Linked DNA regions of Homo sapiens: region 1 is linked to region 2. The links are chromatin contacts, found by Hi-C in ENCODE. All regions are on one chromosome and are shown on one strand. Each heading gives the region's core, a stretch centred on a gene start or an enhancer-like site at or near the end of the contact. The rest is flanking DNA. Distances are from core to core; before and after follow the strand shown.

The links. A loop is a pair of places that touch in the nucleus more often than their neighbours do. Pooled maps may share reads with other maps.
Region 1: a loop to region 2 is called in a pooled map, with 4 times the contacts of the local background. The contact joins two enhancer-like sites. A Hi-C loop is called at or near these places in 3 of 37 single-sample maps with no recorded cell type and 6 of 50 pooled maps.

Annotation. Positions count from the first base shown.
Region 1 is chr17:74,512,702-74,518,931 of GRCh38, reverse strand. No RefSeq gene overlaps it. Among named protein-coding and RNA genes, the nearest start is that of CD300LB, 16 kb to the left of the region's middle. RefSeq lists an enhancer at 6,216-6,230. Within about 2 kb of position 4,796, at least 4 of the 41 ENCODE cell types and tissues checked have a DNase peak (open chromatin) inside an H3K27ac peak, as active enhancers do.
Region 2 is chr17:74,275,027-74,281,542 of GRCh38, reverse strand. The region is part of intron 1 of DNAI2 (dynein axonemal intermediate chain 2); the gene reads right to left. Among named protein-coding and RNA genes, the nearest start is that of DNAI2, 4.1 kb to the right of the region's middle. RefSeq lists an enhancer at 1,302-1,361. Within about 2 kb of position 1,267, at least 5 of the 41 ENCODE cell types and tissues checked have a DNase peak (open chromatin) inside an H3K27ac peak, as active enhancers do.

The DNA.
Region 1 (6,230 bases), core at 3,547-6,046, 230 kb before region 2:
AGACTGGGCAATTTACAAAAGAAAGAGGTTTATTGGACTTACAGTTCCACATGGCTGGGGAGGCCTTACAATCATGGTGGAAGGCAAGGAGGAGCAAGTCACATCTTACATGGATGGCAGCAGGCAAAGAGAGAGAGCTTCTGCAGGGAGACTCCCGTTTATAAAACCATCAGATCTCATGAGACCCATTCACTACCACCAGAACAGCACGGGGAAGCCCTGCCCTCATGATTCAGTCATCTCCCACCAGGTCCCTCCTACAACATGTGGGAATTATGGGAGCTACACGATGAGATTTGGGTGGGGACACAGAGCCAAACCGCATCACATTGTATGTACATATCACACTTTCTTTATCCATTCATCCATTGATGGACGTTTAGGCTGTTTCCATCTCTTGGTTATTGTGAATAATGCTGCTTCCAATGAACATAGGCATGCAGATAGCACTTTGCAATCCTGTTTTCAGTTTTTCTGGATAAATACCCAGAAGTGGGACTTCTGGATCATATGATAGTTCTATTTTTAATTTTTTGAGTAACCTCAATACTATTTCCCATAATAGCAGCTACACCATTTTACCTCCCCACCAATAGTGCACAAGGGTTCTAGTGTCTCCACATTCTCACCAGCATTTGTTGTTTTCTGTTGTTTTATACATGTTGTTTCTATACATATATATATACACATTCTCACCAGCATTTGTTGTTTCTGTTGTTTTATACATGTTTTTATACACACATATATACACACACACAATGGCTATTCTAACAGGTGTGAAGTGATATCCCATTGTGGTTTTGATTTGCATTTTCCTGATAATGAGTGGTGTTGAGCATCTTTTCATGTATTTATTGGCTATTTGTAGATTTCTTCTGGAGAAATGTCAAGTCCTTTGCCCATTTAATCGGGCCTTTTTTTTTTTTATTGTTTTAGGAGTTCTGTCTATATTTGGGATATAATTCCTTATCAGATATGTAATTTGCAAATATTTTATCCCATTGTGTGAGTTGCCTTTTTACTCTGTTGATATTGTCATTTGGTGCACAAATTTTGAAATTTTAGCCAGACATGGTGGTTTGCACCTGTAATCCTGGCTACTCAGGAGGCAGAGGTGAGAGGATCACTTGGACTCAGGAGTTTGAGGCTGTGGTGCGCCATGATCATGCCAGTAAATAGCCACTGCATTTCAGCCTGGGCAGCATAGCAAAACCCCCATCTCTTAAAAAAAAAAAGATATGAGTCAAAAACACATAATTTAAATTTTCATGAAGTTCCATTTGTCTGTGTTGTTGTTGTTGTTGCCTGTCCCCTCAGCATCATGTCTATGAAATCACTGGCAAATCCAATGCTGTGAAACTTTTGCCTTGTGTTTTCTTCTAAGAGTTTTATGGTTTTAGATCCTACATTTAGGTCTTTGATCCATTTGAGTTAATTTTTGTCTATGTTATTAGGGAAGGCTCCAGTGTCATTCTTTTGCATATGAATTTCCAGTTTTTCAATTATTACTATTTTTTTAAAAAATCATTTCCCTTACTCGCAAGTAGGTAGTTTCTAGTCCAAGATTTTATCTGGGAGGTAGTGCCTTTGAGTATTCTGATCGTTAAGTGGAGTCTCAGACACAGCGCCCATTTTGGGTGGTCTAAGCCTATTGCTCCCCCAAGCCCTGCAGTTCATCCCCTAAATACTAGCCTCTCTGTAAGGTCAGCCACTGATCATGGCAGCCACTGCTTCCTCTCTTGTTTCACTGTTAATTGCTGATTTGGGGCTTTTGGTTTGTTTGTTTGGCCTTGGTGGTGTCCTTGGAATTGGTTGATACAAGTTCCTTCTTGCTCTGTGGTCATGGCCTCAGAACTGTCTTCATCCTAAGGCAGCAGAGAGAGATCTCTGAAGTAGGCAGCAGAGAGAGATCAGCCCAGACACCAGACACAAGGACTTCTGAGGAAGAAAACCAGACCACTGATCCCAGAAGTTTCCCAGAGTCCCCACCCCCATCACATCCCCTCAATGTCTCATTGGCTGCTTCAGACTCTGGTGACCACCCCTAGCTTAATTACTGACAAGGTGATTGGGACCAGCTTCCAGCTGGGACTATCCTCCCCTGATTCACATTTGGAAGGGTGGATGGCCAGACCTGGTGATGGCTCCATCCTGGAGTGGAGTTGGGTAGGAGGAGACAAAAACGCCTGTTGCAGAAGTCTTGCTGGACCCCGCTCCATTCTGAGCCTCCTCCTGGGTCTTTCTAGACCACTGTGCCTCCATCTTTGTGAACACAACAAGCTCCTGCCCTCACACCCTCTCCTGAGGCAGGTTGGAGGGGTCTCTGTGGGCTGCAGCATCAGGAACTTGACCCTTTCTCCCCCTCCTCAGCTTCTCAGCTCCATCTCCTCCAGGGCCATGGCAACTTTCTTTCTGCAAACAGAAGCCTCCGCGAGGACACAGGCTCCTCACAGCTGAAGTCCTGTGCAAGCCAGCATCCCCCACCATCATCCTTTTGTCTCAGTACTAACCCAGGCAACTGTACCACTGGCCAAAAAAAAAAAAAGTACTTTGATGGTTAATACTGAATGTCAACTTGATCAGATTGAAGGATGCAAAGTATTGTTCCTGGGTGTGTCTGTGAGGGTATTGTCAAAGGAGATTAACGTTTGAGTCAGTGGAATGGGAAAGGCAGACCCACCCTCAATCCGGGTGGGCACCATCCAATCAGCTGCCAGTGTGGCCAGAATAAAAGTAGGCAGAAGAACATGAAAGACTAGATTGGCTAAGTCTTCCAGCCTCCACCTTTCTCCCATGGTAAATGCTTCCTGCCCTTGAACATCGGACTCCAAGTTCTTCAGCTTCTGGACTCTTGGACTTACACCAGTGATTTGCCAGGGGCTCTTGGGCTTTCAGCTACAGACTGAAGGTTGCTCTGTCAGCTTCCGTACCTTTGAGGTTTTGGTACTTGGACTGGCTTCCTGGCTCCTCAGCTTGCAAACAGCCTATTGTGGGACTTTACCTTGTGATTGTGTGAGTTCATTTTCCTAATAAACTCCCCTTCATATATATATATATATCTCCTATTAGTTCTGTCCCTCTAGAGAACCCTGAGTAATACAAGTACTAAACTTTATTTAGCTGCCAATTTCTGTTCTAAATCTATGTTTGTCAGGGAACAACTGGTCTGCAAATGCTAATGGCTTTACCTTGGCTCTCCTTCCTTACTTACTCACAAGCAGGTAGTTTCTGGTCCACCATTTTACCTGGGAGATAACGCCTTTGAGTATTCTGGCCGTAAGTGGAGTCTCAGACACAGCTCCCCACTTTGGGTGGCCTCAAGAACACACCCACGGAGGGAGTGTTCTAACCTCAGGGCATCCTTGGGGGCATCAATCAAGGAGAGATGGGGCCACAGGCCTGAGAGCAGGAAGCTGCAGAATTCTCCAAGGCACTGCTCAGGGTCCCCAGTCCAGAGGTCTCCTGTGTGTGGATATAGAATCTAGTGTGACCCTTTGACAGAGACGCCTCGTTGAGCCTTTGTGTCAGAGACACCACTTTTCATCCATTAATGATCGGCCATTTATCATGATGCAAGAGGAGAAAGAGAAAACAGGGGGTTCCAGCAAGGCCAGAGCAGCCAGAGATGGTGAACGATGTCACCCAACATCTGGCTCCCAAGTTTATGGAGGAAGAAGGGGATGTTTTGTGTCTTCTGGGGTTTCCTTTGGTAATGTGTCCCTGTGGTGGCCCTTGGTGTGCTATGATGAGCCACCTGCAGCAGTCAGCACTAGGAAGCCCCAGTAGAGATTGTGTTACCAGCGTGGCAGAGAACTCACAGCCTCTCCCCTGCTTGGTGAACAGGTGCTCCCCCTGGAATCATATGACATCAATCACCCATCACATGATCACCCATGATGTGACATCACCCATCACATGATTGCCCATCACGTGATGTCGCCCATCACGTGATATTGCCCATCACATGACATCACCCATCATATGATCGCCCATCACGTGATGTCGCCCATCATGTGATATCACCCATCACGTGACATCACCCATCACATGATCACCCATCACATGACATCACCTATCACATGACCACCCCCGCATGACATCACCCATTACATGATATCACCCATCACATGACCACCCATCACATGACATCACCTGTCACATGATCACCATCACATCACCCATCACATGATTGCCCATCACATCACCCATCACATGACATCACCCATCACATGACCACCCATTACATGACAGCACCCATCACATGATCACCCATCACATGACATCCCTGTCACATGACATCACTCATCACATGATCACCTATCACATGACATCACCCATCACATGACATCACTCATCACATGATCACCCATCACATGACATCACCTGTCACATGACCACATGTCACATGGCATCACCCATCACATGACATCACCCATCACATGATCACCTGTCACATGATCACCTGTCACATGACATCACCCATGATATGACATCACCCATCACATGATCACTTGTCACATGATCACCCATCACATGACATCACCCATCACATGACATCACCCATCACATGATCGTCGATCACATGACATCACCTATCACATGACCACCCCCACATGACATCACCCATTACATATCACCCATCACATGACCACCCATCACATGACATCACCTGTCACATGATCACCCATCACATGACATCGCCCATCCCATCACCCATCACATGACATCACCCATCACATGACCACTCATCACAGGATCACCTTGTCACATGACCACCTGTCACATGGCATCACCCATCACATGACATAACCCATCACATGGCATCACCCATCACATGACATCACCCATCACATGACATCATGCATCACATGACATCACCCATCACATGACATCACACATCACATGACATCACCCATCACATGACATCACCCATCACATGACATCACCCATCACATGACATCAATGTCCCATAGATAAGCAGAACACTAAATTGATTCTGTAGAGTGAATATGGGATGGAAAAATCCAACTCTAATCATACCCTACTCACCAAGCAGGAAAGACATGCATAAGCTTCACCTGAAAGTCTTATTTTAGGGCATTGTTGTGTAATCCCAGCATTTTGGGAGGCTGAGGCAGGATGTTTGCTTGAGCCCAGGAATTTGAGACCAGCCTGTACTGGCAAGACCCCCCATCTCTATAAAACATTTAAAATAATAAATAAATAAATAAATAAATAAATAAATAAAAACAAAGGCTGTGATTCCAGGAGCAGAATATTTGGTAATGGAACATAAAGAAAGACAAAGGCCAGGCAGGCCATTCGAGGCATCAGTTCAAGTCCATGCCCATGAGCTGCCTCCTGCCTGCTCAGGCAACCTCCCAGGCAGCTGAAATCAGAAAAACAGATGAGGGTCACAAGCATTCAGCTTCCTGGAAAGGAGTGTCCCCAAAATAAATCACTTGAGTTATTGTAGGGTCTCAGTCTCTCTTCTTGTCTGGATGGTGGTCGGGTTCTAGATTTGCAGGAATGAGGACCAGACCCAGGTAAATTCACCAAAGTCGTATCCCAAGAGGAGATCTCCCAACCATGGCCTTTGCATCGTTTAACTCATCAACCTCAGAAGCACTGGGGGGATTGACCCAACCACATGAAACCAGGTTTCCATGGCCCATTTTAGAAGGTAGAATCATCCCCAGGGGCACAGGTAACATATGTCCATCTGCTGGGCCCCAAGCCCAGCACATTCTCCTTAACTCCCACCTCAATGTCACCACTTCATGTCCTCATTAAATCCCACAAGAGGGAGGTCAGAAAGAAGTTCTGAACTTTTTCTGACCTCCCTGCAGTGGGATGAATTTGAGACTCAACACAGGCAGTCGGGGGAGGGAAGAGGAACTTATATCATGAGTTGATAACAGCACTGCGTGACTTGTGCACTCGCCGCATTTTAAAGGCTGGCAGTACCCCATTTTCACAATGTCCATCTCATCTGTCCTCCCTGACAGCTCAGGGTGGTAGGCCAGGCTATTCTTGAGTCCACACTGGACAAGGCTGTAAATAGACTTGAGTCACCTTATTTGAGCTGAGTTCCTTTACCCGTGAAGTACCCTTTGAGTCATCCTTCGGGTACACCCCCTCACCAACCTAAACCTTAGTTTTTATAGCTGCAAGACGGATGGTGCATGACCTCTTCTTCCCCTTTCAGCCCCAACTTTCCATGACTCTGA
Region 2 (6,516 bases), core at 18-2,517:
CTGACAACTGTAATCCCAGCACATTGGGAGGCCAAGCCAGGTGGATCACCTGAGGTCAGGAGTTCAAGACCAGCCTGGCCAACATGGTGAAACCCCATCTCTGCAAAAATACAAAAATTAGCCGGGCATGGTGGTGCACACCTGTAATCCCAGCTACTCGGGAGGCTGAGGTGGGAGAATCACTTGAACTCGGGAGGAGAACGTTGCAGTGAGCCGAGATCACACCATTGCACTCCAGCATGGGTGACAGAGCAAGACTCTGTCTCAAAATAAATAAATAAATAAAATCACCATTTTCTTTGAAGGCATTTGATGCTTAGATGCCATCAGTGACTTGCCCAAGGTCCTATAGCTAATGCATGCTGCAGCTGGTCTGCCCCCATTCCAAAGCTCTTACCCACCAAATGATACAGTTTTCGTCTTTTGTTTTTAGGGCTTTTTTTTTTTTTTTTTTTTGAGACAAAGGCTTGTACTGTCACCCAGGCTGGAGTGCAGTGGTGTGCTCACAGCTCACTGCAGCCTCAACCCCCGGGCTCAAGTGATCCTCCCACCTCAGCCTCCCAAGTAGCTGGGACCACAGGTGTGCAGTACCATGCCTGGCTAAGTTTTGTATTGTTTTGTAGAGATGGGGTCTCGCCATTTTACCCAGGCTGGTCTTGAACTTCTGGGCTCAAGTGATCCACCTGCCTCAGCCTCCCAAAGTGCTGGGATTACAGGTATGAGCCATCGCACGTGGTACAATACGGTTTTTACTGAATCAGTGTTTATTGACAGGGCAGGAGGAAATATTGATGGTGATGATGTTGGACTAAATTCCCTGCCATGCTGGGCATGAAACACACAGGACACAGATTTGAGACCCCTGGGCCTCTTCTTGAACCCCTCCTCTCCAACCCAATGACCCAACTCCCCACCCAATTGTCCAAAAGGCTCGTTGGTTGCCAGACTCTGGCCTCCACCACTGTCTGGGTACCATCCTGGAAATCTCTTCTCTCCAACCAGGACAGAGCTGAGAGTCAATCCCAGACAGAGAGAAAGCCAGGGGCTTCCCCAACAGGCGGGACATGGAGGCCTTTGGGAAAGCCTCTGACGCGTGCTACTGGTCATGGGACACAGCAGGGAATTGGGAAGTGGGCTGGGCTCGGCCCTGATTTCAAGTTCTGGGCCTCCCGTCACCAGCTGCGTGACCTAGGCAGGGCCACTTAGTCTTTCTGAGACCTGACACACCCACAGGATGCTGAGAAGTGAAATGAAAGTGCTCCAGCAGCATCAGAGGCGGGGTTCACAGGCCACGCAAGGAAGGGTTTCTCACTGATGCTGATTAGAAGTTGTAAAAATGCAATGGGCTGGGCCATTCCCACATATTGCCCTTGACCTTTCTGACTCCCCCATGACATCACTAGACTCCACTGGGTCTGAGGGCTTTCTCAATGAGTTCAGTGGTTGGCGCTTTGACCTGTGTACCTGCCATATCACACCATGGAATTAGCAGAGATTTCCGTCTGCCAGCCACCTGCACTTTCAGAAATTGTGCCTTTGATAGCAAGTTTCCAGGGGCTCAGATTGAGGATCTGTGCAAGGCTCCTGGGGTTGCACAGAGCCTTAGGACAAAAGATGTGGATGAGTGGCTGGTGCTGGTGGGAGGAAGATAAACTGAAGGAGAGCTTGCCTTGGTAGATTTACAACCAAAGGCCTTTCAACGCCCAAGAGATTAGGCCGGGCATTGTGGCTCATGCCTATAATCCCAGCACTTTGGGTGGCCGAGGCCGGTGGATCACTTGAGGTCAGGAGTTCAAGACCAGCCTGGCCAACATGGCGAAAACCCATCTCTACTAAAAATACCAAAAATTATCCAGGCATGGTGGCACGTGCCTGTAATCACAGCTACTCAGGAGGCTGAGGTAGGAGAATCGCTTAAACCTGGAAGGTAGACGTTGCAGTGAGTCGAGATTGTGCCACTGCACTCCAGCCTGGATGACAGAGCAAGACTCTATCTCAAAAACAGGATTACGTGAGCAGGTTTGCCTGTGAGCAGGTTTTGCTATTTTTTTTTAATTTTTAATTTTTGTGGTTACATAGTAGGTGTATATATTTATGGGGCACAGGAGATGTTTTGCTATAGGCATGCAATATACAATATACAATCATGGGAAATGGGGTATCCATCCATCCCCTCAAGCATTTATCCTTTGTGTTACAAACAATCCAGTTATACTCTTTCAGCTATTTTTAAATGTATAATTAAATTATTTTGACTATAGTCACCCTGTTGTGCTATCAAATACTAGATATTAATAGTCACATCATGGAGAATGGGGTATCCATCCCCTCAAGAATTTATCCTTTGTTAGTTATTTTTATTTATTTATTTATTTTGAGACGGAGTCTCCCTCTGTCACCCAGGCTGGAGTGCAGTGGCACGATCTCAGCTCACTGCAAGCTCCGCCTCCCGGGTTCACGCCATTCTTCTGCCTCAGCCTCCCAAGTAGCTGGGACTACAGGTGCCCACCACCACACCCGGCTAATTTTTTGTATTTTTAGTAGAGATGGGGTTTCACCGTGTTAGCCAGGATGGTCTCGATCTCCTGACCTCATGATCCACCCACCTTGGCCTCCCAAAATGCTGGGATTACAGGCGTGAGCCACCGCGCCCGGCCTGTTAGTTATTTTTAAATGTACAATTAAGTTATTGCTGACTGTTGTCACCTTGTTGTCCTATCAAATAGTAGGTCTTATTCATTCTTTCTTTTCTTTTCTTTCTTTTTTTTTGAGATGGAATCTCATTTTGTTACCCATGCTGGAGTGGAGTGGCATATCTGCTCACTGCAACCTCCGCCTCCTGCGTTCAAGTGGTTCTCCTGCTTCAGCCTCCAGAGTAGCTGGGATTACAGGTATGCGCCACCATGCCCGGCCAACAATGTTAACAAAAAGAGAAGCCACAGACTTGGATAAAATATCTGCAAATTATCTATTTGATAAAGAACTTGCATCCAGAATATGTAAAGACTGACCAGGTTGCAAGCACTATGAACAACAGTTTCCAGGCGTGCTTCCTGCATGCCCAGCACCACTCCCAAAGAGTGATCACAATTCTCACTAACATTTCTTTTTATGAGACAGTGTCTTGCTCTGTCATCCAGGCTGGAGTGCAGTGGCATGAACACAGCTTGCTGCAGCCTCAACCTCCCAGGCTCAAGCAATCCTCCCACCTCAGCCTTCTGAGTAACTGGGACCACAGGCAGACACTACCACATCAGACTAATTTTTTTTTTTTTGTAGAGTTGAGGGTCTCACTATGTTGCCCAGGCTTGTCTCAAACTCCTGGGCTCAAGTGATCCTCCTGCCTCAGCCTCCCAAAGTGCTGGGATTATAGGCATGAGCCCATTTTCGAGATGAAGAAACTGAGGCCTGGAGAGATGAAGTATTAATACAGGGCCAAAGGTCACAGTTCTTCAGTTCAGGCAGAACCACCAGGCATGTCTGGCTCTAAAGCAGTGATTGTTAGTCCTGACTGCACATTTAGAAACACCTGCAGGGCTTTGTGAAATCACAATGCTGTTTGAACCCCAGAACAACTACATCAGAATCTCTCATCAGTATATGCTTTTTTTCTTTAATTCTCCAGGCAATTCCATGTGTAGCCAACTTTGAGGACCATTGATTTAAAGTGAGGGAACTTAATCTCTCAACCAGCGTTTCTGAAACCTGGGATCTTCCTTAAAAATACACAGACTCCCAGGCCTCTCTCCTGCAAATGCTGAACTAGATGCCTGGGGCAGGGCCTAGCAATTCGTGTTTTTCACAATCACCCTAGGTGAACATGACTACCAGACCTGTGTCTTACCTACCCTCTCCCGCCTCCAGGGCTACAAGGCACCAGACCAGTGGGTCCTGGCCGCTGGCCCCTGAGAGGCAGGGCAGGAGCTGTGTGCCCCTAGAAGCATGTGCCAGGGGGAACTTGGGCCCTGGAGCAGCTGGGGCAGCAGGTGGGGAGAAGGAGGGTAGGAAGGTTAACCCTTTGCATCCATATACATTGTGTCTTGAAGACAGTACCACCCCATCCCACTCCTAGCCCCAGAGCAACTCAACCTTAACCAGACTGTTGCAGAAAGTGGCATTTTCTTTCTTTTTTTCTTTTTTCTTTTTTTTTTTTTTTTTGAGATGGATTCTCGCTCTGTCGTCCAGGCTGGAGTGCAGTGGCAAGATCTAGGCTCATTGCAAACTCCGTCTCCCGGGTGCAAGCGATTCTCCTGCCTCAGCCTCCCGTAGCTGGGATTACAGGCACATGCCACCATTCGCGGCTAATTTTTGTATTTTTAGTAGAGACAGGGTTTCAGCATGTTGGCCAGGCTGTTCTTGAACTCCTGATCTCAAGTGATCCGCCCACCTCGGCCTCCCAAAGTGCTGGGATTACAGGCATGAGCCACCGCACCCAGCCTTGTTTTCTTCTCTTTCTTGTAGTTTGGAAATTCTCTTTCCTGGGTGGGAGCAATGGCTTAGAGGGCACAGGGTGGGATGAGAAGCCCAGATTGTAGCGGGGTGCCCCAGTGTGTTTTTACCACATGGACAAAGCTACGGCCTTGTGAAAAAGCATGCAAATCCCGTGGCATCCTCCCCTTTGCCAACACAGTGTGAAGCAACTGTGCCTCCCACATGGGGCTGCAGGACTCAGGCAATTAGGGCTGCCTGTCTCTGACTTTTAAAAGAAATTGCTGCAAGCCAGCTGGCTCCTAGGGGACACAAGGAGATTGAAGAGAATGAGGAAACTCCAGGAAGACAGAAATAGCCTCTTTAGCCCAGATCAGATTTTTAACAGCTTTGCTTTCCTTCTTGGTGTTTCCCAAGGCCAAGCCCCGAGTGAGAACAGAGGCATTGTCTTGTGTCTGGAGGCAGACAGAGGGGACATTTAAAGACTGGCCTGGTGACGGGAAGACAACCCATTCAAGGACCCAGAGCAAGCTCTTCTCACAAGCTAGCAGGGCACACAGATGAATAGCAAGGTCAGCAAAGGGCGTCTCAGGAGGTCTCCCCCAACCTCTTGTGAGACTAGTGCTAGAGGGTGGGCTTCCCCAAGCAAGGCCTGAGCAGGAGTGTCTGCATGGGGTGACAGAGCGGGGACGGGAGCAGTGTCACTGCCCTCTGGAGTTTTGGGGGGAGATCCTCCCCCCGTGGGAACCTAGAGTCCCAGAGGCGTGAAGAACACCACTGTGAGTCTCAAACACAGGAACACGCAGAATCAGGGACGCTGTGGTCCAGACATCAAAGATTCAGGCGTCTCCCGCATCCCCGGGGAGGCAGTCAGATGGGAACCTTCACTCACTATAAAAACAAAACTCGTCTTGTGCAGTGAGAATGAGCAAAGTAATTCCTGGAGAGAACCTCCGGTGGCTTAAGGGAAAGTGTGTTTTCCAAGCTGGGAGGAAGGCCAAGGGAGTGATGGGGAGGAGGAGTGTCAGCGTGGGAGACTGGGAAGGAGGCAAGCTGGAAGGTCAGCCCTCCACATTGAACTCCCTAGTGGAATAAGGAGATGAGAACATTTTCCTCTTCTTCTTGGTCCCTGGTACAGCCCCTACTGGGTTCCTGCGAGTGGTGGGCCCTGCATGGCACCTGGCAGGAGAGGACTTCCTTCCCTCTTTCTTTGTTGTTGTTGCTTTTGGGACAGTGTTGCTCTGTCACCCAGGCTGGAGTGCAGTGGTGTGATATTGGCTCACTCCAACCTCTGCCTCCCAAGTTCAAGCGATTCTTGTGCCTCAGTCTCCTGAGTAGCTGAGACTACTGGTGCATGCCACCACACTCGGCTAATTTTTTTTTTTTTTGAGACGGAGTCTCAGTCTGTCACCTAGGCTGGAGTGCAGTGGCCTGATCTCAGCTCACTGCAACCTCCACCTCCCAGGTTTAAGCAATTCTTCTGCCTCCACCTGCCGAGTAGCTGGGACTACAGGCGTGAGCCACTGCACCCGGCCAGAATTTTTGTATTTTTAGTAAAGATGGGGTTTCACCATGTTGGGCAGGCTGGTCTCAAACTCCTGACCTCAAGTGATCCATCCTCCTGGGCCTCTCAAAGCACTGGGATTACAGGTGTGAAAACCGCACCCAGCTTTCTTTCTCTTTCTTATGTCCTTGTGCACCTTCTGGAATTCCGGGGTCCTGAGGGACTCACTCTACCCTCAAAAGAGGCAGACCTCCCTAGAAAGCCCCCATTTATTTTCCCCCAGGATAGCACTAAGCATGGCTGAGCCCCCCAAGGAAAGTGAAGGTTGAGGGCAGGACGAGTTGGGAAGAGGTCCCCAGAATTGGAGACCGATGGGGGTCAGTGACTACCTGCCCTCACAACTACCTTGTGGTCTCCTTGACGGAAAGACTGTGGTCTTTTATTCACTCCCGTCCCCAGGGACTGGCACATAGAAGGGGCCCAAGACTCCTGTCACCTGCTGCGTTAGTGACTGTGATACCAGCGCCTACCAGGCTTCTCTCTACAGCTCTCTCCCCTGTTCCTCCTCTGCTGACCGTGACAAA